Linked DNA regions of Homo sapiens: all the other regions are linked to region 3. A link is a loop called in an ENCODE intact Hi-C map of the cell type or tissue named here. Cell type or tissue: IMR-90. All regions are shown on one strand.

Region 1 (8,000 bases), 450 kb before region 3:
AACAATAATGAAAATAAATTGTTTTACTTTATTAACGGTACCAAAAGCCCTTGATGTATTACCAAATAAAAATGCCATTTTTTCTTGACAGGGCTCTAATTATATATGGATGCATTGTTTCTGAAAATCTTGATTTACATTTTGTGATTCTGTGATCAAGGGTTTATTTGTGTGCTTGGTTTTAATGGCATTAGGGGCGGAAGTTGATCCTTCACAAAGATGCAAATAGAAGCGCACCATTGGCTGGGCTTCCTACATTATGATCACAAGCACTTAGCAGGGCCGAATGGTGCCTGAGGGCAATACAGTGATATCCTATGTCCCTAGACTCGCCAAGAAATGAATAAATACACATAAAATTAGGGTGCATTCATGTGTTCAATGTTCATCCAATCTAATGGTATTAACTCAGTGCGAAGTGGAAATTAAAACTTCTCTGGTGGATGTCTTTGCATCTCCCAAATAGATTGACAAATGCGGACATATGAACCTTTGTACTCCCTTAGCCATTGAATATTCTGCTTCACTTCCACAGAGTAAGCAAGTTGTTGGAAGAAGCAGGCAGGTACTGCAGTGCCCCTCATGGCCTCACCTCTGCAGTTATGCATCATCACCTTCCCCGTATTGAATGCACCACCCAGGGCAGCCCTGGCTCAGTATGGGAGGGGTCTGAGCAAGGCACAGACATCCAGGATTGAGGATCTTTGGGGGCCATGGGAGGCTGACTACCACAGGAAGCTCCTGATGAAGGTGCCAGAAAAATGGGAGAATAGGCTGAGGGCAAAGAAAATGTAAGAAACTGCCATTGTGATTCAAATAAAAAATATTTCCTGGAGGACATTTGAATGAATTTGGTCAATAGCTGGCTTTCCTTAGTGATAATTTCAAATCACCCTTATTCCTTTATCCTACAGATATGCTTCAAAAACGAGATACTAGAACAACAAGCAGGCTTCTGCCTGAATTATCACTTTGAGTTTGATGCAAATGTGTTTGCTTAATGCATGCATAGGTATAACATTCTTAAATAGAAAACAAACTGCATAAAATTTTAAGGTAAAGCAAAAGAACTCAAGGAAATGACTCCCTTGCTCCACCCTGGCCAAAGCTCCATTTTTCCTTCAGAGACCTCAGTGGCCCATGCTCCCTCCCTTCTGACTCAGGGACATTTTGCAAAATGCTGAGAAGCAGAGCATGGAGATTGGCCCTTTAAAGACACACCTTGCAATCCAGAGTGGGGTATGAAAGGCAGTTCACTAGAATGAAGGGTAAAAATAGAGAACGTCTGTGCATATTTAATCTTTATATTAAAAATAAACAAATTGTGACTAATGTTATATGTAGGGGCCACCACTGACACTATCATTAGGTCAGTTGCCTCATGTCACTGCCAACCCCAAGGAAAGAGTTCCACAACATCGCAGGGCAGGGGGTGACAGTGTCCCTCATTCATTTGTTCTCTGGTGAGTTTCCAAGGCATTGTTGTTTCTATGTGACCACGGAAGTGGTTTTCAAGATCATATTGCCGAATTTCACTGAAAGGATCCTCATGGAATAGACAAGTCAACACTCATCATGCAAGCCCAATGAACAACCAACCAGAAAGTGACACCATGGACAAGTGGTCCCAGAGTGATTTGTCAACTCTATAATGATATGGTAGAAAAAAAACCGTTTATATTTTATAAGAAGTTGGTCCAAAGAATTCAAAATTATCAAGAAAAGACTCAAAATAGGCACTCAGATCCATTTTCTGAAACAAAGAACCTTAACCTAGGTGTATAGGGTGCCTTGAGAAATTGGCAATTGGCTGTGTAAAGCTTCCTGGAAAAGCAAGACATTTTCAAATTGAGTATCTAGAATATGAAAATAGACCTTTATAATCGGTATAATGAACGAGATGACATTTATTTCTAGATTTCTAAATAGTATACTTACAGAACTATTTTTGTTAACTGGAACATTATCTATTGATTTTCTGTTATGCTAGATGGAAATTTAGTACTTCTCTATTCCCTACCCTTCTTCCTTTCTTTCCAATCCCATGGTAGTTATATCCCACTTTTAGCCAAAGCAATAAAGGTACAGGTAATTGACGTTAGTAGGTTCCTGTAAATAACATTGATTGCAAAACCTAAGTAATACACTATTATCATGTTTTCATTCTTGCAAAATGTTTTGTTTTCCTGAAATTATCATGGTTTTCCTTTCTATATACTGAGACTTAATTTTTTTTCTGCTTTGGATTATTTAGCTATCAATGGATTTTTGTAAATGCTGAAGAATATCAGATGGTCTATCATTTTATTATTGTTTATATTTCTCTAAAGACCCCCCTGTAGTGCCCATTCTCCACATACAGTCTAAACCATTTGCTTTCTGGGCTGCTATATAGTGTTATGCTGTATTATCCTAGGCTGATTGCAGAACTAGATGGAAAAGTGGGTTGGAGCAAGACAGTTAAGAGGTTGGTTTGCCACAAAGAGTTTGGATTCCTTTAAGTCACTGGAGAACCATAAGAAGTGATAAGATGAAAGTAGTGTTTGACAGTGTCATTGTACCAGAGTAACTGTGGGTCAAGGAGGCTGTGTCTATCCTGAATTTCATGGTTTCAGGCTGCTTTTACCTACACACTGTTCTTCCTTAGAACTGCCATACATACATTTAAGCTATACAAGCAATAATATAGAGTAACTAAGCAAAGGCTGATCCTGAATCTAACTCTTAGGCACTTACAGTGGGAGGAAAACAATCTCTGATAAAAAGTAATGGATAAGGAATCTTCAATGTCACAGAAATTCAAAGTTCACATCAATGTAAATGTCTAAATTTCTTCATACACGTAACACTTTTCAACACTCCATGTCAGGACAGGCATTATTTAAAATGTCAACTTTGGACCAGGTACAGTGGCGCACACCTGTAATCCCAGCACTTTGGAGGGCTGAGGCGGGTGCATAATTTGAGCTTCATTTTGAAAACAGCCTGGAAAACATAGTGAGACCTCATCTCTACAAAAAAATTAATAAATTAGCCAAGCATGGTGGCGTGTGCCTGTAGTCCCAGCTACTCGGCAGGCTGAGGTGGGAGGATTACTTAAGCCCAGCAAGTGGAGGCTGCAGTGAGCTGTGATCGCACCACTGTACTCCAGCCTGGGCAACAGAGTGAGACCCTGGGCAACAGGGTGAGATTCAGAAAAATAAAAGTAAAATGTAAAGTATAAAGTCTGAAATAAAGCTGATCAGGACCATTCAAAAGACTACTGAGACAACTTGAATTTTACAGGCAAGAGATAGCTGGAGAAAATTTGTTCTGATGGCCACATCACAGCAGGCAGAACCAGAAGAGCCACCCATGCCACTCTTTGGCCCCCTCAATCTACTTTTGTCCTCTTCTATGTTTTTTTCCATGTATATTACTAAAGCTATATTATTGTAAATGCCATAATGTCTTATATACTTTATAATTTTCCAATGCTTTCACAAAAATCCTATTAAGCCTTTTGACAGCATATTTGGTAGACAGATAGGGTCAGCTATGTAATTCCCGTTTTTGCAGGAAAGGAAGCTGGGACTAAAAGAGGCTTAATGGCTCGCTAAGAATTCCATCTGGTTGGCAGCTTCAACAGCTTGGAGGAGTGGAGTCTTTAACCATAGACAGTTTTATATTTGTCCCCCAAAACTCCTTGTCTTTCTTTCCCATTTCACCCCCAGTTCTTTTGTTCCCTCTCTTCTTGAACACATCTATACAATGATCTATATTGTTATAGAAGAAATCTGTTGTTTTTGATATTTATGAAGTTTGTTTTCTGTTGTTATTCATTTTAAACAAACAATATTTTAATAATTATGAAGATTGATACATATAATCATTTAATATTTTAATTAATTTAAACAGAAATTAAGATAGATCATAATTTATATTTTAAACATATGTAATATTTAATAATTTTAATCAAATGATTTTAAATAATTAATAATTTAAAATAATAATTTTTAAAGTAAAGTTATTTTTTTCCTTAATAAGCTCATTCTTTTTATGTGTATATGGTTCTTAACTTTCTTCCCCCAACTCTGCCCTGAGATTCATGTGGTTATTGGTGAGGGGAATTCCCACTCCTGAAGCAAAGTCTAAATGTGTGCCCTTGGACCTCTTGCTCACACGTTCAGCTTTGTGATTCAGAAAACCTGGTACTCATCATTCTGAATGTATACAAGAATTTAGAAATTCAGGCTGGGCATGGGTTACCTACTTCCCCAAAAGATTCTTTGAATCTACAAAAGCATTTCCCACTGAATTTGTATACATATCAAGCTAATTGTATTTTTAATTCAATTCAATTCAGTTGTCATCAATGCAACTTAAGAAAATCACATTTTCTGGGTTCTGGTTTATTCCAGCAGCCTGTGCGGAGCTATGAAGCCTGACCACACAGTGGTGCTGACGCCCTTCAAGTGACACGGGGCAGCTCCACAGCGCTGCTCCTGGGGACAGTGTGAAGGAGGCAGCGGCCCTCCAAGCAGCAAGGAGTTCTGTGGAAATGAGGCAGCGACTTTGTTTGAGCTCTGCCTGCCTTAGGGAAGAATGAGGACGTCACCTCATGATGAAGACAGTCCCAGCAGTAATCCATCACCATGTCACCTTCATCTGTTTTGGTTAATGTTTGTTGAGATCCAGGGCATCAGCCCTCCCAACTCACAAGTAAAGAATATCTGTACATGCATAGAAAAGCGTCCTGAGTGGTGGCTGCCGGACTCCGATTTGACACAGACAATTCTCTGTAGGTGACTGTGCCATGTGGACCTAATCCTGAGTCATAGATTGTCTACCTGGGGTCAATTTGGCCCATGCACATGTTTTGTTTCACTTGTAGTGTTAACGTTTTGTAAACATTAAGTATCAACATTTTAGAATGAAGAGTCCGGTGTTTCCATTTCTATTGAAAAATAGGTAAATCTGGCAAGAGCCACCCCAAATTTTTGCAGGGCAGCTGTGAGGCTGGACTGGACATGTGCTCTTCAGTTTCTGTGGACCCCACTGGCCAGCCTGGCATATTCAGGTCCTGCTTTGACACCACAGGATTAGAGTAAGTGGCTCTTGTCCCAACGTCTTCCCTTAGGGACCTAGTCCCCTTCTCAGCCCAGGCTGTGTGCTTTGGTCTGCCTTGGAGCACCTGTATGTGTGCTTTTTGGGGGAGGAGTTCAACCACTTCTCTATGATTTGCTTATCCTTTTAGTAAAAATAAATTGTATTTGGTATATTTGAGGTTTACAACATGATGTTATGAGACATGTATAGATAGTATAGTGGTTACTTTCCACTGATATACATATGCCACATTTTCTTTATCCATTTATCCTCCAGTGGACACTTAAGTTGTTTCCATCTCTTAATTATGATGAATAATGCTGCAATTAACATGGGAGTGTAGATATCTTTACAAGGCGGTGATTTCATCTCTTTTTTGGTATATCCCCAGAAGAGGAACTGCTGGATCATGTCATAGTTTTATTTTTAATGTTTTTAGGAACTTCCATGCTGTTTTTTTTATAATGTTCCAATCTTCATTCCCACCAGCAATGTACGACGGTTTTCTTTTCTCCACACTCCCATCAACATTTGTTGTCTCTCATCTATTTGATAACAGCCACCCTAACAGGTGTGAGGCATTATCTCATAGTGGTTTTAATTTGCATTTCCCTGATTGTGATGTTGAGCACTTTTTCATATACATGTTGGCCATTTTTATGTCTTCTTTGGAGAAAATTCTGTTCAAGTCCTTTGCCCATTTTTAATTGGATTATTTGTTTTTCTCCTATTGAGTTGTAAGAGTTCCTTATACATTTTGGGCATTAACCCCTTATTAGATATGTGGTTGGCAAATATTTTTTCCCAGTCTGTAGGTTGCCTTTTCATTTTGCTGGTTTTTTCCTTTGTTGTGCAGGAGCCTTTTAGTTTGATGTAGTCCCATTTATTTATTTATTTTTGCTTTAGTAGCCTGAGCTTTTGGTGTAATATTTAACAAATCATGGGAGGCCGAGGCGGGCGGATCACGAGGTCAGGAGATCAAGACCATCCTGGCTAACACGGTGAAACCCCATCTCTACTAAAAAAGTACAAAAAATTAGCTGGGCGTGGTGGCGGGCGCCTGTAGTCCCAGCTACTCGGGAGGCTGAAGCAGAAGAATGGCGTGAACCCGGGAGGTGGAGCTTGCAGTGAGCCAAGATCCCACCACTGCACTCCAGCCTGGGCAACAGTGCAAGACTCCATCTCAAAAAAAAAAAAAAAAAATCATTTCCAAAACCAATGTCTAGGAGCTTGTCTCCTACATTTTTTTCTAAAAAGTTTATGGTTTCAGGTCTTACATGCAGGTATTTTATATGTTTTGAGTTAATTTGTATGTATGGTGTAAGATAAAGTCCCAATTTTATTTATTTGCATGTAGAAATCCAGTTTCCTTAGCACCATTTATTGAAGAGGCAAATATCCTCTTGGTGCCCTTGTGGAAAATTAGTAGACCATATATGTTGGATTGATTTCTGGCCTCCCTATTCTGTTCCACTGGTCTGTGTGTCTGTTTTTATGCCAGCACGATTAATATTTATCCTTAAGTCCTCACTTCCTTCTGGCAACTTCCTGAATGATGCAGGCTCTTAAAAACCATTTGTACTGTGCTTGGTTTTTATCCCCTAGTCCTTTGACATAGCTTGTAACCCTCCACGTGTGGTTCCCTGACTAAGCCAGGGAGCTCACTCCTCAAACTTGATAAGATCATCAAGGACACGCATACCTCATTTTATTGCTCTCTGCTTTGTTGCACTTCACACATACTACATTTTTCACGAATTGAAGGCTTGGGGCAACCCTGCATCCAGCAAGTCTATTGGCACCATTTTTCCAACAGCATGTTCTCACTTCATGTCTTCGTGTCACATTTGAAGAATTCTCACAGATTTCTTTTTTTTTTTTTGGTGGGGGGGGAGGATCGTACTTAAAATTTTTTTCCCCAACTATTATTTTAAGTTCAGGTGTACATTTGCAGGATGTGCAGGTTTGTTACACAGGTAAATGTGTGCCATGGTGGTTTGCTGCCCAGATCATCCCATTGTTACTGGTGGAAGGTATCCGAATTACCAGAGGTGAATCCGTATGGGTCTGCAGCAACCTCAATTCTTGCCTCCTCAGAAGAAAGAATTAGACAGAGAGGCATAAGGCAGAAAAAGAGACCAAGGCGAGTTTCAGAACAAGAGCGGAAGTTTATTTTAAAAGGCTTTAGAACAGGAAAGAAAGAAAGAAAACTATGCTTGGAAGAGACCCAAGTGGGCACTCAGATCAAGTGCTCTGTTTAACCTTGATCCTAGGACTTTCCAGGCTGGCCCCTTTCCCATGATTCTTCCCTTAGGGTGGGCTGCCAGCATGCACAGTGCCCTCCTTACCGTTGGGAGGAGAGCACGTACAGTGTGGTTAGGAAGTTGTACGCATGACCATCTGAGACTTTCTTCCCTTTGCTGGCGGTATGCCCTCGGAAGGTCATACTCCACCATTTTGTCTTAATGCATGTGCTGGGAAGTTGTTTCTCCCTGGCATATGAATCCAATTAGCACTTTAGTTGGGCAGGTGTTGACCATCAGGAAATGGCTCCTTCCTGGCACTGGCTTCCAATTCATTGCTTTTAGAAAGGCAATGTGATAACTGCCAAACCATCACTCGACATTCCCAGTGGGTGGAAAAGAGCCCTCTCCTGATCCACTCATGCCTAACTACCAGAAATACCATCACCTAGGTATTAAGCCCAGCATCCATTAGCAATTCTTCCTGATGCTCTTCCTCCTCCCACCTCACACCCTCTGACAAGCTCCAGTTGTGTTTTGTTCCTCACCATGTATCCATGTGTTCTCATCATTCAGCTCCCACTTATAAGTGAGAACATGAAATACTTGGTTTTCTGTTCCTGCATTAGTTTGCTGAGGATAATGGCTTCCAATTCCATTCACGTCCCT
Region 2 (8,000 bases), 470 kb before region 3:
TTCGCAACCTACTCATCTGACAAAGGGCTAATATCCAGAATCTACAATGAACTCAAACAAATTTACAAGAAAAAAAAAACAACCCCATCAAAAAGTGGGCGAAGGACATGAACAGACACTTCTCAAAAGAAGACATTTATGCAGCCAAAAAACATGAAAAAATGCTCGCCATCACTGGCTGTCAGAGAAATGCACATCAAAACCACAATGAGATATCATCTCACACCAGTTAGAATGGCAATCATTAAAAAGTCAGGAAACAACAGGTGCTGGAGAGGATGTGGAGAAATAGGAACACTTTTACACTGTTGGTGGGACTGTAAACTGGTTCAACCATTGTGGAAGTCAGTGTGGCGATTCCTCAGGGATCTAGAATAGAAATACCATTTGACCCAGCCATCCCATTACTGGGTATATACCCAAAGGACTATAAATCATGCTACTATAAAGACACATGCACACACATGTTTATTGCGGCACTATTCACAATAGCAAAGACTTGGAGCCAACCCAAATGTCCAACAATGATAGACTGGATTAAGAAAATGTGGCACATATACACCATGGAATACTATGCAGCCATAAAAAATGATGAGTTCATGCCCTTTGTAGGGACATGGATGAAATTGGAAATCATCATTCTCAGTAAACTATTGCAAGAACAAAAAACCAAACACTGCACATTCTCACTCATAGGTGGGAATTGAACGATGAGAACACATGGACACAGGAAGGAGAACATCACACTCTGGGGACTGTTGTGGGGTGGGGGGAGGGGGGAGGGATAGCATTAGGAGATATACCTAATGCTAGATGACGAGTTAGTGGGTGCAGCACACCAGCATGGCACATGTATACATATGTAACTAACCTGCACATTGTGCACATGTACCCTAAAACTTAAAGTATAATAATAATAAAAGAAAATAAATAAATAAATAAATAAATAAATTAAAAAGTCTTGGAAATAACAAGAAAATAATTAAGGAATATCCTCTGTGTCTCCAGACTCCTGATCCACCTGGCCCTCAGCCTGACTGAGTCTCTTCCCACTTCATAGAACAATGGAAATCATCCATTGGGCCTCACTTGCAAACTCCCCAGCATCCTCTTCTCATCTTTCCTCATGGCTCCTGCCATGACCAGGGAAGTGTTTCTCCATTCATCTAACCCTACTTGAGCTCAGGATGCTGTCCCAGGACTCCCAGCCCCTCATTCACTCCCTCACTTCTCTGTACTTTCCCCTGGGCACGTGCTTGTGGCAGGCGGTGCTGTGCTCTTCAGGCCAGCCCGTAGTCCTCTATTTTGATATTTGCACTCTCCCTTGGGGAAGACTGCACTCCCACATCTCAAGTTGTTCCTGCCACCACTTTCCTGTCATGAGTCCCCATCCTCCTCCAAGCGAGCACAACGCACGCCAGGCTAGAACAGTGTTCACCATTCTTTCCTTTGAAAAACTCTCTCTCAAACTCACATTTTCCTTGTCTAGATAATCCAGTCTCTTGCTTTTCACAGCCAAATATCTTGAATTATGTTTCTGTCCATTGTCTCTTCTTCCTTATCCTTCATATATCCGTCAGCCCACTGCTCCCTGGATGCAACTAAGGCCACGGACGGAAGTAACATTGCTAAATCCAGTGCGACCTCCCCGGCTTCCACTTCCTTGTCTTCTCTGCAGCATTGCGTGGGGCTGCCCTTTGCCCCCACTTCCCATTCTTGATCTTCCCCGCTCCCCTCTGCCCTCTCCCATCTCAACAGCCACTGCCTCTCAGCACCCTTGGCAGCCTCTTTCTCTGCCCACCCTTTGAATGTTCAGGGGCCTCAGACTTCCATCCCAGGGCCTCTTCTCACCCTTGGTGATCTCTCTGTGGTTGACTTTTCATCTCCAAGAGTTAGCTTAGAGTAAAAGAAGCAATCCCAGAAATTCGTCACTTAAGAAGAAATGTAGCGCTTCTATCTAAGAGGATGCTGATTACAATGAGAACAACCCTCATGGTAAGATGCTGCCCCAGCTATTTGCTTGTTAGACTACCCATGCATCCTCAAGCACCAGCTCAATTTTGGTCATTGTTACAATGTCCCTGAGCTGGGTTTAGTATCTGGTCTCTAGAATAATTCCAAAGAAGGAAAATCAGAGGCTGTATTCTGCTGTGCAGGCAACATATTATTCTATAATTTCTGGTATTTTGGACCACCTTCTAGTCTTGGGGAATCAGTTCTATAGTTTCCGTGGCACCCAAAATGTCCTCTAGATCTTTACTTGTCAGTCCGAGTATGCAACACAAATTGTCCTCCAATGGGTAGAAAGCAAGGAAAGCGTGGTGAGAGCAGCTATTTACTGGGCAAATCACTATACTGAGTGCCTGAGGCAGTTTATACGCTTTATTCATTCAATGAACACTAAGTGGACATTCATTCTCATCCCTGTTTGACCAGTGTAGAGTCCATGAGCACAGGGACTTTGCTTATTTTTTCAATCCCAGTACCTGGTACAGTGCCTGACACATGAGGAGCTGAAAATATAAATATTGAATAACAAGGTTCAGAGAAGTTAAGACATTGTTTCAGGCTGACATAGACAGTAAGTAACAGGACTGAGATTTGAGCACAAATCCGCCTGACTCTAGAACCCACGTTCTTTATAGGATGAAAATTATCTCTAGCAACAACTGTCCCCTGAATCTCCTGAACTTTGCACATTCACTTCTCTCTCTTCACAAACAGATGTCTTAAAGTTTATCAACATGTCCCAAATGAAATATCTGGCCCCCCTGCAGATCTCTGCCCCACCCATGTCAATTTCCCCTCTCAATAACAGCTTCCAGTTACTTCGTTCAGACTTAATCATCCTTTACTTCTTTTTCCTTTCACATTCTGCATTCAACCTGTTGGGAAATCCTGTGGTCTCTGCTTTCAAAGTCTCTCCAGAATCTGACCATTCCTCACCGTCTCCACTACTACCAAACCAGCCCAAGCCACAGCCACCACCCTCGCCTCGATGCTCACTGTGGTTTCCTGCTTTTCCTGCCCCCATCTCCGCCCACCCTTGTGATCTACAGTAGCTCATACAGTAGCCTGGGTGACCTTGTTAAGGGCTGAACACTTGAATCTCCCCCAAGTTCGTATGTTGAAGCCCCAGCCTCCAGTGTGATGGTATTTGGAGGTGGGGCCTGTGGGAGATTATTAGATTTGGATGAGGTCACACAGGCGGAGCTGCATGATGGGATTAGTGCCCTTATGGGAAGAGGAAGAAGACACCAGGCATTACTTTCTCTCTCTACCATGTGAAGACACAGTGGGCAGGTGGCCAGCCGTGTGCAAGCCAGAAAGAGGACCCTCACCAGACTTTTTCTTTTTTTTTATGTTGTTGTTTTTGAGATGGAGGCCTTTTTGATTTTTTTTTTCTGAGATGGAGTCTCGCTCTGTCACCAGGCTAGAGTGCAATGGCGTGATCTCGGCACACTGCAACTTCCACCTCCTGGGTTCAAGTGATTTTCCTGCCTCAGCCTCCCGAGTAGCTGGGAGTACAGGCACGTGCCACCACACCCAGCTAATTTTTGTATTTTTAGTAGAGATGGGGTTTCACTATATTGGCCAGGCTGGTCTCGAACTCCTGACCTAGTGATCCACCTGCCTCAGCCTCCCAAAGTGCTGGGGTTACAGGCGTGAGTCACAGCGCCCAGCCTCCTCACCGGACTTTCTTGGACTTTCTAGCCTCCAGAGCTGTGAGGAAATGTTTGCTGTGTAAGTTACCCAGTCTATGGCATTTTGTTATGTATGGCAGCCCGAGCAGGCTAAGACAGACCTGTGAAAACATCAGGCAGATCGTGCCGCTCCTCTGCTCAAAACCTCCAATGGCCCCGTTTCTTTCAGAGTCAAAGGCAAATCCTTTGCGGTGGCCCAGCAGGTTCTGTGTAACCATCTCTTGTGACCTCCTAGCCTCCCCAGCCATCGCTACTCTTCAGCCACTCTGATTCAGCCACACAGGCTTTCTCCTTGGTCCGCAAGTTTAACGGACCGCTCTCACCTCGGGCCTCTGCAGGCTTCCTTCTGCCTGGAAGTCTCTTCTTCAGAAAGACCCTGTGGTTTTCTCATGCCCTTCTACAGGTCTTTGCTCAAAGGACACTTTTCAGAGTCCTGGCCTGATTCCGTCATCTGAAACTGCCTCTCCCTCAGCCTTTCCCTGGGCTACCACTCTCGAGTCCCACACCTGTGCCAGTTTCCACCTGGCGTTCATTCTCACCTTCTAACACACTGTGTCATCTTTAGGTTTATTGCTTAGTACCTTTCTCCCTTGCTACAATTTAACATCCGGGAACGCACAGGTTTGCTCCCTGGTGAACCTGAACCCTCTCCACTTGACACGTGGTATTTGCTGAATGAATGACTATTCCAGAATGACTAGCCCTTGGATCCTAAATGCAAACGCTGAAGAGGCTCTATTTTAACCCTCTTCTTTCCTAGGTTAGGAGACGGAGACCCAGAGGGGTGACACGAGGGGCTGAGGTCCATACGCGGATGGCTAGTGACAAGGTAAATAGACAAAGAGGCGGCTCCTCTCTGCGTATCCAAGGCTTAACTTTGACTTAACTTTGACCCACAGATTATTACCTTAAACCTGCTGGAGTGACCAGTTCTCAGGACTGGAAGTTGTGGAAATGACTATCAAGGGTGGTTTTGTGAACGTGTAGCTCATCACCGAAATCCACACGGAGTTTCCCTACTTTTAATGTCGGGTCACCTTCACATGTGCAGGTGCTAAATGTATCCATCCTCACATTGGGCACTACCAGGAACAGAAACATCTAATTTATTGTCTGTGGAAAATACAAAAATTGTTTCATAAAAAAAGAGAAAAACCTACAATTTTGGATTTCTTATGGATTTCCAAGTCAAAAAACAGTGGCTTAGAAAGAAATCAGGGCCCAGAGCCGGTTTCAGGTTTCGGCCTCCGTCTTGCCGAGCGAGCCGCTGCTGCAGTGCGTGGCCGCCAGAGGGCACTGCTTCGCCAGGCTGGAGGCCGAGCCAGCTCGCCGGGAGGCGCTGGTGGGAGGCGCGGGAGCCCCCGGGAGGAGCGCGTCCACGCCGCGCGGTGCGGAGCCGAGCCGCAGCCCCGAAACCGAGTGCGGCGGCAGCAGGGCCGGCAGGACCGCCACGACTCACCAAGTGAGCAGCGAGACCTGGAGTCCTGTAACCAAAACACCTATTAAAACTCCCAGGAGAGCGATGATGGGTGACCGATGGAACTCCTGGCTGCTTTCATGACCGGAGCTGGGCGGCCGCCTCGGTGTCCTGCACCTGCTGGGGTGCAGCGTCCACGTGTCTGTGTGTGCGCAGGCGCCCTCTTGCCTACTGCGGGAGCAAGCTGGGGGAAGCCGGATTAGGTCACTCCAAGGCCCTAAACTTTAGATGTCAAGCAATGGTGAGGGAACACCAGCCGCATTTTTTGTCTGAACATTTATTTGCTCATGGCCCAGAATAGCCTAGCAGTATAAGAGCAGCTGCCATCACTCAGTCCTGATGTGTAGTGAACGTACACACTCCTGAGAGCAGTTACCCTTCACAGGATGCCTGTGCACCGAACACCGAGATCCCCACTTTATAGCTGAAGGAACTGCAGCCACGAAGGTCGCAGGGAGAAGAGATGAGATTTGACCTTGTGTTATTTTATTCTGATGCCCTTTGGCTTAACAACTACTGAATAACTCCCTGGTTCTCAGCAGAACCCGTGAGAGATGTATAATTCGAGATTTTTTGCACGGAATTGGCTTAATTGCGAGGTGTGACGAGGCAAGTCTGAAATCCATAGGGCAGGCTGATCATCAGGAAGGACAGGCTGGAACTCACAGACACCAGCTGATGCTGCTGTCCACCATGACATTTCTTCTTCATCAAGGACGCCTCAGCTTTGCTTCTAAGGCCTTCTGATGCATTGAATCAGGCCCATCTGGATTGTCTAGGACAGGGGTCCCCAGCCCCTGGGCCACAGACTGGTACCAGTCCATGGCCTGTTAGGATCTGATTGCCTGTGAGATCAGTGGCATTGGATTCTCACAGGATCGCAAACCCTACTGTGAACTACACATGCAAGGGATCTAGGCTTCAGGCTCCTTATGAGAATCTAATGCCTGATGATCTGTCCTTGCCTCCCATCACCCCCAGAAGGGACCATCTAGTTGCAGGAAGACAAGCTCAGGGCTCCCACTGATTCTACATTATGGTGAGTATGTAATAATAATAGAAAGAAAGATGCACAATAAATGAAACATGCTTGAATCATCCTGAAACCATCCCCTCGCACCCCACCCCATCTACGGAAAAATTTTCTTGCATGGAACTGGTGACCAGTGCCAAAACGGTTGGGGACTGCTGGTCTAGGATACTCTCCCTTACTTAAAGTCAACTGATTTGGGGTTTTAATTTCATCTACAAAATACCTTCATAGAAACACCTAAGTTTGTGTTTCATTGAATAACTGGGGAGAGTAGAACACCATTATACCTGGGAAGCTTTGCAAAGGAGGCTGCCCGGGGCCTACTGCAGACCAATTGAATCTGAACTTCAGGGAATGAAGTCTGGACATTCATGAGTTTTTGCAAGTTCCACAAGTTATTCTGATGCATAGTAAGGGTTAAAAACTATGAGTATCTTCAGTGAAGGAGTTCCTGGGGCCTTGAAATTTACATTGAGCCACCAGCACTTGGTCCACTGTGCTGGGATCACAGGAGAAAAGACAGCGCCCAGCCTGGAGGTGGTGTGCTCTGGAGTTGTGCTTGCTCTGTGACCCCAGGCAGGTCCTTTCACTGCTCAGCCTCATTGTCATTATTTGTGCACATAGCAGGTGCCGGGAAAAGACCTGCCTGCCCCACTGACCTTTCTGCGAAAGCCACCCCTCTGCTGTCTGATGGCAGAATCTCTGCTTTGTTTGGCCTCATTATTTCCAGTCCCAGGACATGAATCGTAATTGGCTCAAACCAGTGGCAGCTGTGTCGGCCCCTCCCTCCCAAGCCCCCTTTGCCAGCTTCCCTTGCAGCCATTAGTGGCCACAGGACCCAACTGTATCCAATAAGGCACAGGCGGAGGGTGATATTTTCCTCACTCATAGAAGATTCTCCTGCCACCTCCCAGGCAACAGTAAAGATGAGGGTAGGGCAGCAGCCACATGGACCACATCAATGACTCAAGCCCACCCAACAGGGAGGAAAATCAGAAACTAGTCACAGCTTGTGTCCTCAATGCCACTTTGGAGCCAGGGCATTGTTTTCCTCCTTCAATTATAAAGTATTTGCAAGAATGCCTGCCCTGATTGGCAGTAGTCAAGGCAGGGAAAGGGAGAGAAAGATTCTGTAGCTGTTTCATTTCAGAGCTTTGGAATGTGTGGAGCTAACAGGGGTTTTGGAGAGGGAAGATTCAGAACTCAATGATCTAGCTGAACGTGGATTCCCCTGGCTCTAGTGCCTCCACATAGAGAAAAACCTCTTATTTACCACAGGCTCCTTCAGTAAATAACGATTCATCCTGAATATCTCAATGTCCCCTCAATGTCTCCTGAATATCGCATGGTGACTCCTATTTCATCCGTGCTTGAATTTTCTTCCTATCCTAGAGTCCTCCCCACATTCTTCTTTCTCTGTCTGTCTGAATTTTATCATCTGAAGTCAAGCCTCCTTCAGCAAGACTCAAGTAACTCCAGTCAACACCACCCCTTCCTGACAGCCCAGAATGCCCTTAGTTAAGGCATCGGATCTCAGAATCACAGAAGATCCCGGAGGAAGGGGACCCATCTAGCAGTTTAAACCTGCAAAGCATATCATTTCTTCCTTTGCCTTTTCCTAAACCATCAAGTCCTAACAAATCAATGTAAAACCACATTTGAAAGTGACACAGATTGGCTGAAATTCTGTTGGAGGACATGTTGCTATCTCTCATACATGCTCCTGTTTAATTAAATATGTCATTAGTCTAAAGGTCCTGTAATAGAGGTAAGAGAATGCTGAGAA
Region 3 (8,000 bases):
TCACCTGACGTCAGGAGTTCGAGACCAGCCTGGCCAACACGGAGAAACCCTGTCTCTACTAAAAATACAACAATTAGCCAGGTGTGTTGGTGGGAGCCTGTAATTCCAGCTACTCGGGAGGCTGAGGCAGGAGAATCGCTTGAACCTGGGAGGTGGAGGTTGCAGTGAGCCAAGATCGCGCCACTGCACTCCAGCCTAGGCGACAAGAGCGAAACTTCATCTCAAAAAAAAGAAAGAAAGAAAGAAGGAAGCAGCAGATGAAAGCTCCCCAAATGCAGTCTGCTGCCTCACATTCCACAGGGTTCCCGAACCCCACCTGCATCACTGGTAGGTCCCAAGGCCCAGGGAAACTGGTCTTTGCCCAGAGAGCCCTGGATCCCGTTGCACAAGGTCAAGGTGGCCCTACCACCATCAGGGACTTGCTGAAGGAAGGTGGATAGTTGGTGGAGGCTGCCTTAGCCTCCCAGCTCTCATTAGAGTTCAAATCCCATTTACCTGAGTGGGGTTGTGAAACTAGGATTTCCTTTGTCTTTTCAACAACAAGCCATTTAAAGAGTTTATAGAATTTTAATGTAAAGAGTTTGATGTGACTGATTTTTATTTCTAGAAGACAACATAAACTCCGTTCTTTGTGCAAGGAGAGGTCTTATCCTAAATTAGACTCCTTTGAAGAAGAAAGGTTTATGTTAATCATTTTCTCCTTTTGGCTTTATCTTGTTCTATGGTGTGTGTGTGTGTGTGTGTGTGTGTGTGTGTGTGTGTGTGTGTGTGTGGTGTGGTGTGGTGTGTGGTGTGTGTGTGTCTAATACACAGTCTGAGATAAAGGGCAAACTAAATCCTGGTGACACATAAGATGAACACTCTCCATAAAAGATATTATGGCTTCCAACTTTGTTACTGTCTGCTCAGTCATTTGCTCTGAGAGAGATCAGCTGCTATGGATGAAGAGAGGTTCACATAGTGAGGAACTGAGACCTCAGACCAAGAGCCACGTGTGTGAGCCATCTTGGGAGCAGCTACTATGACCCCAGTCAAGCCTTCAGATAACTGCAGCCCCAACCAACATGTTAATGGCTGTCTCATGAGAGATCCCAAGCCAGGACCACCCAACTAAGCTACCCCTGAATTTCTGACCCTCAGAGCCAGTGTACGAAATAAATGTATGTGTTTTTATTTTATTAATATTGTTTATTTTAATGAGCACTCTCTTGTCCCAGCATTTGGGAGGAGGAGCCAACGTGAGAGTCCTCTTCCAGTTACATCACCATCCATCCTGAGGTCTGGAACACACACCATTCACAGGATGCAAAACCCAGCACAGGGGTTGTGGACCTGAGAACCTAGATGAGGGTATTTTTATCTTCATGCTTTTGAATACAGATAAACCACCTATAAAAAGCTTAGCCCAGAGGACCCACTTAGTGGCTCTTGTCGTGGTATATCATATTGACTTCCTATTTTCTCCATTTAAATATGTGTCTTCTCAGAAATTATGGGCCTTTATTCCGTGATCTGAAAGTTCGTTAATTCAAGGAGAAAAGATTTCTGAAAACCAAGTTACTATTAACTCTTTTACCTTCAGCCATGATCTTTCCACCTATAAATTAAAGATTATTTTTCCCTCAGAGTTTGGCATAGTAAATATCTCAAAGAGAATAAAGGACATCTGGTTTTCCTGTGTAGTGGGATGAAAGGTTTCCATAAGCCAGGCCACTTGGCCAGTCCACGTGGTCCAGCTGGACTAGCGGTTAAAACAGTGAAACACTTCTATACGGCCTTCAGGGTGCACCTGCCAGCCTGGCTGCCCGTCCTTGTTACCCCCGCCTTTTCCAACAGTGATGTAACGGAAGGACTAATTCATGGCACAAGAGGGATCTTCAGGACCCCGGGCCAGTGTCACACTCAGTGACTGTTCTGAGTTCAGTTCTTGAGTGGAGCTGGTTGTCAAATACTTTAAATATCACCCTAGCATAACTCTCTCAGCTGCCACACATTATATGCCCAATAAAATGAACCTTTGAGTTGTTGCTTCAGTAACTTCTACTGTGTTTTGTGTTCTCTTGGGCATCTTCTTGTGATATGTTTCTATGGTAACATTGAAGACCAAGCTAGTCCACAGTTCCTCTATCCCAACAAGTTTCCGTGTCCCCTGAGGCAGAGGACAAGAGATCAACACACACTCCTGGCCAGTTTCTCAATATATTTTAGCCTCAGGGAAGACTTAGCACCCATATTGTTTTCTCATCACCACAACTGAGTTGGTGTCAAGTAGGTTAAAGAAAGAATAGCTGCAAGTTTCTAGTTACTTCACCATCTCATCTTTGTATTTTTAGTCTAAGTTCATGTCTTAGGGCATACTAAAATCATTACTCTTTCCCTTTATTGAAGAGTTTGATAACTGAGTAGATTAGAGAACAGAGAGAAGAAAAGCTAAAATCTAAGATACTGATTTAAGGGATCTAGTGACCCTTAACTCATTGTAGATTAACTAACCATCTGAAGAGCTGAATTAAGATGCAAAAACACCACTGGCCATTTTTCTTTGGTGTTTGTCCTGTTATTGAAAAACAAAAACAAAAAAAAAAATAGGAGTTTGCTGACTTCTGGTAACTCCTCTCTAGCAATACTAAAAATATGTATACCAGTCTCATTACAGAAGAAAAAACACTAATAGCAATGACTCTTTGGAGAGCTAGTAAAAATCGTAATGTCTGTTAGTCATATGGGTTGTCACTTATTTCAGATTGAAATGATATTCATTGATTCTTTCAAATCAATACTACCTGTCCCAATAACTCACCATTTAGACAGGTTAATAACCTTTCTCAATAACAGCGTAACTGTCTTTTCTTCTGTTCCTTTCTTGTAGAAATATATGCTGACATCAAGTAAATTTGTCTCCTACCAAAAATATTGGAGAAACTTAGCCTTTAGAACTTTTTTTAAACAGTCATTTTATGTTAATATTTGCATTTTATGGAGACAGAATAGAGTATCTCAGAAGCTTAGGATAGTAAGTACTTGAGATGAAATAAAAATTAGAGTTTTAGCAAGATGGATAACCAAGAGAATATGCTTGGTATTTCTTCCAGCCGGTGCGCAGCTGCTGATATTAGGACAAGTACTGTGGAGTGGGCATTCAGAAAACACTGCTCAATCCTGACCATGAGTTTGAATTAGGGAGCACCAAGGCCCCAGCAGGTTTACTCGGTAGAAGCAACCTCACTGGTTGAACATATACATAATTATTACATATGATCACATATGTCATCTTATACATAATTATTTTTTATTGATTAATCCTTATTATGTTTGTTTATTACTTATCACCTTTTAAAAATGAGAAACTGAGGCCAGGTATAGTGACTTGCACCTGTAATCCTACCATTTTGGGAAGCCAAGGCAGACAGATCACTTGAGGCTAGGAGTTTGAGACTAGCCTGAGCAACATAGCAAAAGCTCGTCTCTACTAAAAATACAAAAAAAAAAGTCCAGGCGTGGTGGCTCACACCTGTAATCCCAGCACTTTGGGAGGCCAAGGTGGGTGGATCACGAGGTCAGGAGTTCAAGACCAGCCTGGCCAACATAGTGAAACCCCATCTCTACTAAAAATACAAAAAATCAACTGGGCATGGTGGCAGGTGCCTGTAATCCCAGCTACTCTGGAGGCTGAGACAGGAGAATTGCTTGAACCTGGGAGGCAGAGGTTGCAGTGAGCAGAGATTGCACCACTGCACTCCAGCCTAGGTGACAGTGTGAGACTCCATCTAAAAAAAAAAAAAAAAAAAACAGGCCTGATGGCATGTGCCTGTGGTCCCAGCTACTGGGCAGGCTGAAGTGGGAGGATCACCTGAGCCTTGGGGAGGTCGAGGCTGCAGTGAGCTATGATGATCGCACCCATTGCACTCTAGCCTAGGTGACAGAGCAAGACCTTGTTTCAAAAATAAAATAAAAGTAAAAATGAGAAACTGAAGCCAGCCCAGAGAAGTTGAGAGAATGATCCATAGTCATCCACAAAAATGTGTAAGTAAGGGGCAAGACTCACATATTTCTGAGCAGTGAATATTAATGTATTTCTGAACACTTTTTCTCCTTAACTCTTAAAGACATGCTGTGAGCCATCAGTATTTTTCTAGTCATAATTTTTAGGAGCTAAAATCTCAGTGGTGGTAAGGGCCAAAATAAATAAGCACATGAAAGACAAGGAACATGTGAATATGTGTAATAGGAACAGTCATATGAGCATCCCTCTATAAACCCTTGACTTGGCAAATAACCGAGCTGTTCTGGTTCAATAGCGCCACCTAGCATCCAGACATAGAACTCTATGACCTAATATTAACCCATTACCTTCTCCCTTCCTAGCGACTTGAAAACTCATGTGTCCAATCCTTTTACTTTGTGTTTTAAATACTTTCCATGACTAGCACTACATTAGTATTCATTTTCAACACGTTTCCATTACAAATGTAAACACTGGAGCCACAGTAGGGAATTTACTAGACTTTTGTGGGCTGCCTTAAGAATATGGTCACCAACTATTACAAAGGAAAAATATGTAACAAATTCCAAACGAGTGACTTAAATCCTAACTTTGAGGATTTAAGTTCATTTATAAGCTAAGTGCTTTGTTTGGAATATTTATACTTAAATAGTTTTATAAACAATCACAGAGTACACATTTAAATATTATGCTTTTTTTTTTTACTATGCATGAATGATAAATTAGACCTCCCATTAGAAGGATGGTAGTGTGCTCACTGATTTCATTGACGTTGCAGTTTTCAATTTTGAGGATATTTGCTAGAAAATGATAACAAATATGTAGAAGAAAACTTTTAAATACTATGCTACAGAAATAATTCAAATTTTAATCCATCAATAAAAATATCAGCCTGAGTTCTATACTAAATAATAAAAGCTTGGCCTATTTATAATAAAGAACAGTTATTCTTTAAGGAAAGGACATTGAGTTGGGAGTTAGGAGGAACTTCTAGTTCTTTGTCTGCCATGGGTCTGCCCATATGACCAGGGGCAAATCCAGTTTTCAAGTGGATGGTCTTTAAGATCTTATTATTCTAATACCAGTGTATCATGTAGAATGTTTTAAGGCTGCTTGTTCTGTCTTTTGTTACTTAGCACAATTATGGGGTGCTTTTACCCCCTCAAAAATATTCCTAGGCAGTCCCCATTGCCTTAGTAATCCTCAAGTTTAGTTGTGGGGGTGGTCTCCACCTCTTCGTGTCCTCTAGGACAGGATGAAATCCTAGCTGGAGAGTTCCTCCTTCAGAATGTGTTCTTCCCTGGAGCTGCTGATGCTCAAGTGATCAAGACAGGGGTCCCAACTCCAACTCTCTGGTCACAATTTCCATCCCTCTCTCTTCATAACACACACACACACACCTGTGGAGAAGACAGTATGTCATAATGCAGTCAAATGCTCTACCACTGAGTTATCCCCCCATCTTTTTTTTTTTTTTTTTGAGACAGAGTTTCACTTTTGTTGTCCAGGCTGGAATGCAATGGCACGATCTCGGCTCACTGCAACCTCTGCCTCCTGGGTTCAGGCCATTCTCCTGCCTCAGCTTCCCAAGCAGCTGGGATTACAGGCTCCCACTACCATGCCCAGCTAATTTTTGTATTTTTGGTAGAGACGGGATTTCACCATGTTCATCAGGCTGGTCTTGAACTCCTGACCTCAGGTGAGCCACCTGCCTCGGCCTCCGAAAGTGCTGGGATTACTGGCGTGATCCACCGCGCCCGGCCTAGTATGTCATAATGATTAGAGCACAGGCTCTGAGATAGATAGCCCGCATGCTAGACCCCCTCCTCCACTTAACTGCATAACCAGAGGCAAGGTATAGCCCCTCTAAGCCTCAGTTTCCCCATCTGGATAAGATGCATAAATAATCTTATGTACTTCATAGGTTCTTGTGAGTCTTGCATGATCAATCCATGTAGAGTCCTTAGCCCAGCCTTACTATATGGTGAGTGTTCAGTAATTAGCCTGCCCACCAAGCCCATCACAGGAGAGACAGGGCTGTCCCTGAGAGAAACTGGACTGGAGGTTCTCTTTGTAACTTCTAGGTGAAAGAAAGAGGAAAAAATTGGAAGGAACAAATGAAGGAAATGATTATCCTTGACCTGTTTCACCAGTTACAGCTGATACATTACAAGGAAATCTCATGCCTTTAAGAAACAATATTTCTGTATTACTGACTTGGGCAGAGAGGAACGAACAATTATATTCCAGTCAATAGCCTGTTCCAGAAACAATTGCAAGGAATAAGTTAAGTGGAAATATTACTACAGTGACATGCTAAGGGGCTGGAAGACACACATAATCCAAGTTAATGAGGTTTTTATGCCTGAACTCTTACCAGAAATATTAGGGAGCTAAGACTTTTCACTAAATGAAACCCACTGTTGAGACGTTATTGGGGCCAACTACCCTTAACTTATGCTGAATATTGAATTTTGCTGACTGTTATATTCCATGTTATTTAATAGACATAGAATGATAATAGAGTTTTTTTAAGTAAGATTCCTAAGATTCAGCTCTTGAAAAACTGTTTTCCATGTGCAGAATTACGTACTTCAGAACACTAAATTAATGAATTAATAACCTTTGTCCAGCAGGTGGCGATGTCTCTCCATTTTCTCAAGAAAGTGCACTAGGTTCCCTAATAGACTTTGCTCTGCAGACGGGAGTTTACATAACGCTTGAACACAGATGTACAATTATGTCCAATTTGAGGCCTAAAAATGAGATTTTTGGATATGAAAAGGATTCCAAGTCCAATTGATTGCAGTAGTTCAAACTGCACTTTATGAAAGCCAGTGGAGACTAGGGGAAGAGGGTGGAGTTTTGCAATCAAATAAGTTTATGTGAGTTAAAAGTATATACATGTATATCTAAATTATATATAAAGTATATGTAATATATAATGTATATATTGTACGTTATATATTATATATAAATTATATGTAATATATAATGTATATATTGTATGTTATATATTATATATAAAATATATACATTATATTGTATACATTATATTATATTATATTATATATACATTATATATTATATATATAATGTATATATAATATATAATGTATATATTATATAGATACACCACTAACTCTGGCTTTAGTTTTAAAAACTAACATTTTAGAAAGCCTGAATTAAACAAATTCTCTCTTTCATTTTTAATTTCCATTTTTATTTTCCACTTCTATTGCTTCTGTGCTGCAGCAAAACTCAAAAATATTCTGGAAACTCCCAAGTATACAATGATGGTTAGGAGGAATTCAGATTAGCTATTTTTAGAAGGCAATTAAGTTGTTTTTAAAAACTCAGTTTTCATTGATGAAAACAGGACTCCAATTTGCTATTGGTTCATTTACCATCGATATTCTCTATAAAGATTTTTTTTTCACCAGCCATGTCCCAGGCTCAGATCCTAATAATGTCAGCACTGGATCTTGTGTGTGTGTGTGTGTGTGTGTGTGTGTGTGTGTGTGTGTGTGGTGTGTGCACCTACCCATGTTCAAACAACTAGACTCCTTATTATATAGCACTCATACATGATGCAATCATCTTAAGATCACAAAATCAGTAAGTTTCTAAGTCATAATTACTTGTATAACAATATGCAGTTATAAAACACTTTCATATAGATGATCTCATTTGATTCTTACACAAATCCCCTGAAGTTGAGGAAGACAATTTTTTTTTCTCATTTTCTAAACAAGGAAACCAAGGCTCAAAGAGGCTGAACAACTTGCTCACAGTCTCGCCAAGTCCTAAGGGACAGCACTGACATTCACGCTTCTGTCCCCAGGCCCATCACAAAACATAAATCTGTGATTCCTCTAAAACTCTTCTTTATATTTAATCATTAATTCAGAAGTTAGTGAGTACTAAGCATTCATAGTATGTATTGCCATTAAAGGCAAGAGCTTAAAAATAAAATCTAGGCTGGGCACTGTGGCTT

What was found. Peaks named below come from ENCODE experiments on the same cell type or tissue, not always from the same donor. Only the 100,000 strongest peaks of a DNase experiment are listed, where the experiment ranks them.
Region 1: it touches region 3 in a loop (8-fold over the local background); 23 of 110 quality-filtered maps call a loop at or near these places.
Region 2: a loop joins it to region 3, with 4 times the contacts of the local background. A loop is called at or near these places in 12 of 110 quality-filtered maps.

Annotation. Positions count from the first base shown.
Region 1 is chr6:148,573,909-148,581,908 of GRCh38, forward strand. No RefSeq gene overlaps it. Among named protein-coding and RNA genes, the nearest start is that of UST, 170 kb to the right of the region's middle. In IMR-90, a CTCF peak has its summit at 4,445; DNase peaks (open chromatin) are centred at 4,143 and 4,443.
Region 2 is chr6:148,554,949-148,562,948 of GRCh38, forward strand. No RefSeq gene overlaps it. Among named protein-coding and RNA genes, the nearest start is that of UST, 190 kb to the right of the region's middle. RefSeq lists a silencer at 4,899-5,078. In IMR-90, a CTCF peak has its summit at 4,995 (motif pointing right); a DNase peak (open chromatin) is centred at 4,993; H3K4me3 peaks cover 300 bases.
Region 3 is chr6:149,022,378-149,030,377 of GRCh38, forward strand. The region is part of intron 7 of UST (uronyl 2-sulfotransferase); the gene reads left to right. It overlaps UST-AS2 (UST antisense RNA 2), which reads right to left. Exons shown (of 2, transcript NR_134599.1): 2 at 4,852-5,403. Among named protein-coding and RNA genes, the nearest start is that of UST-AS2, 6.3 kb to the right of the region's middle. In IMR-90, CTCF peaks have their summits at 4,304 and 6,662 (motif pointing right); DNase peaks (open chromatin) are centred at 4,334 and 6,664; H3K27ac peaks cover 148 bases.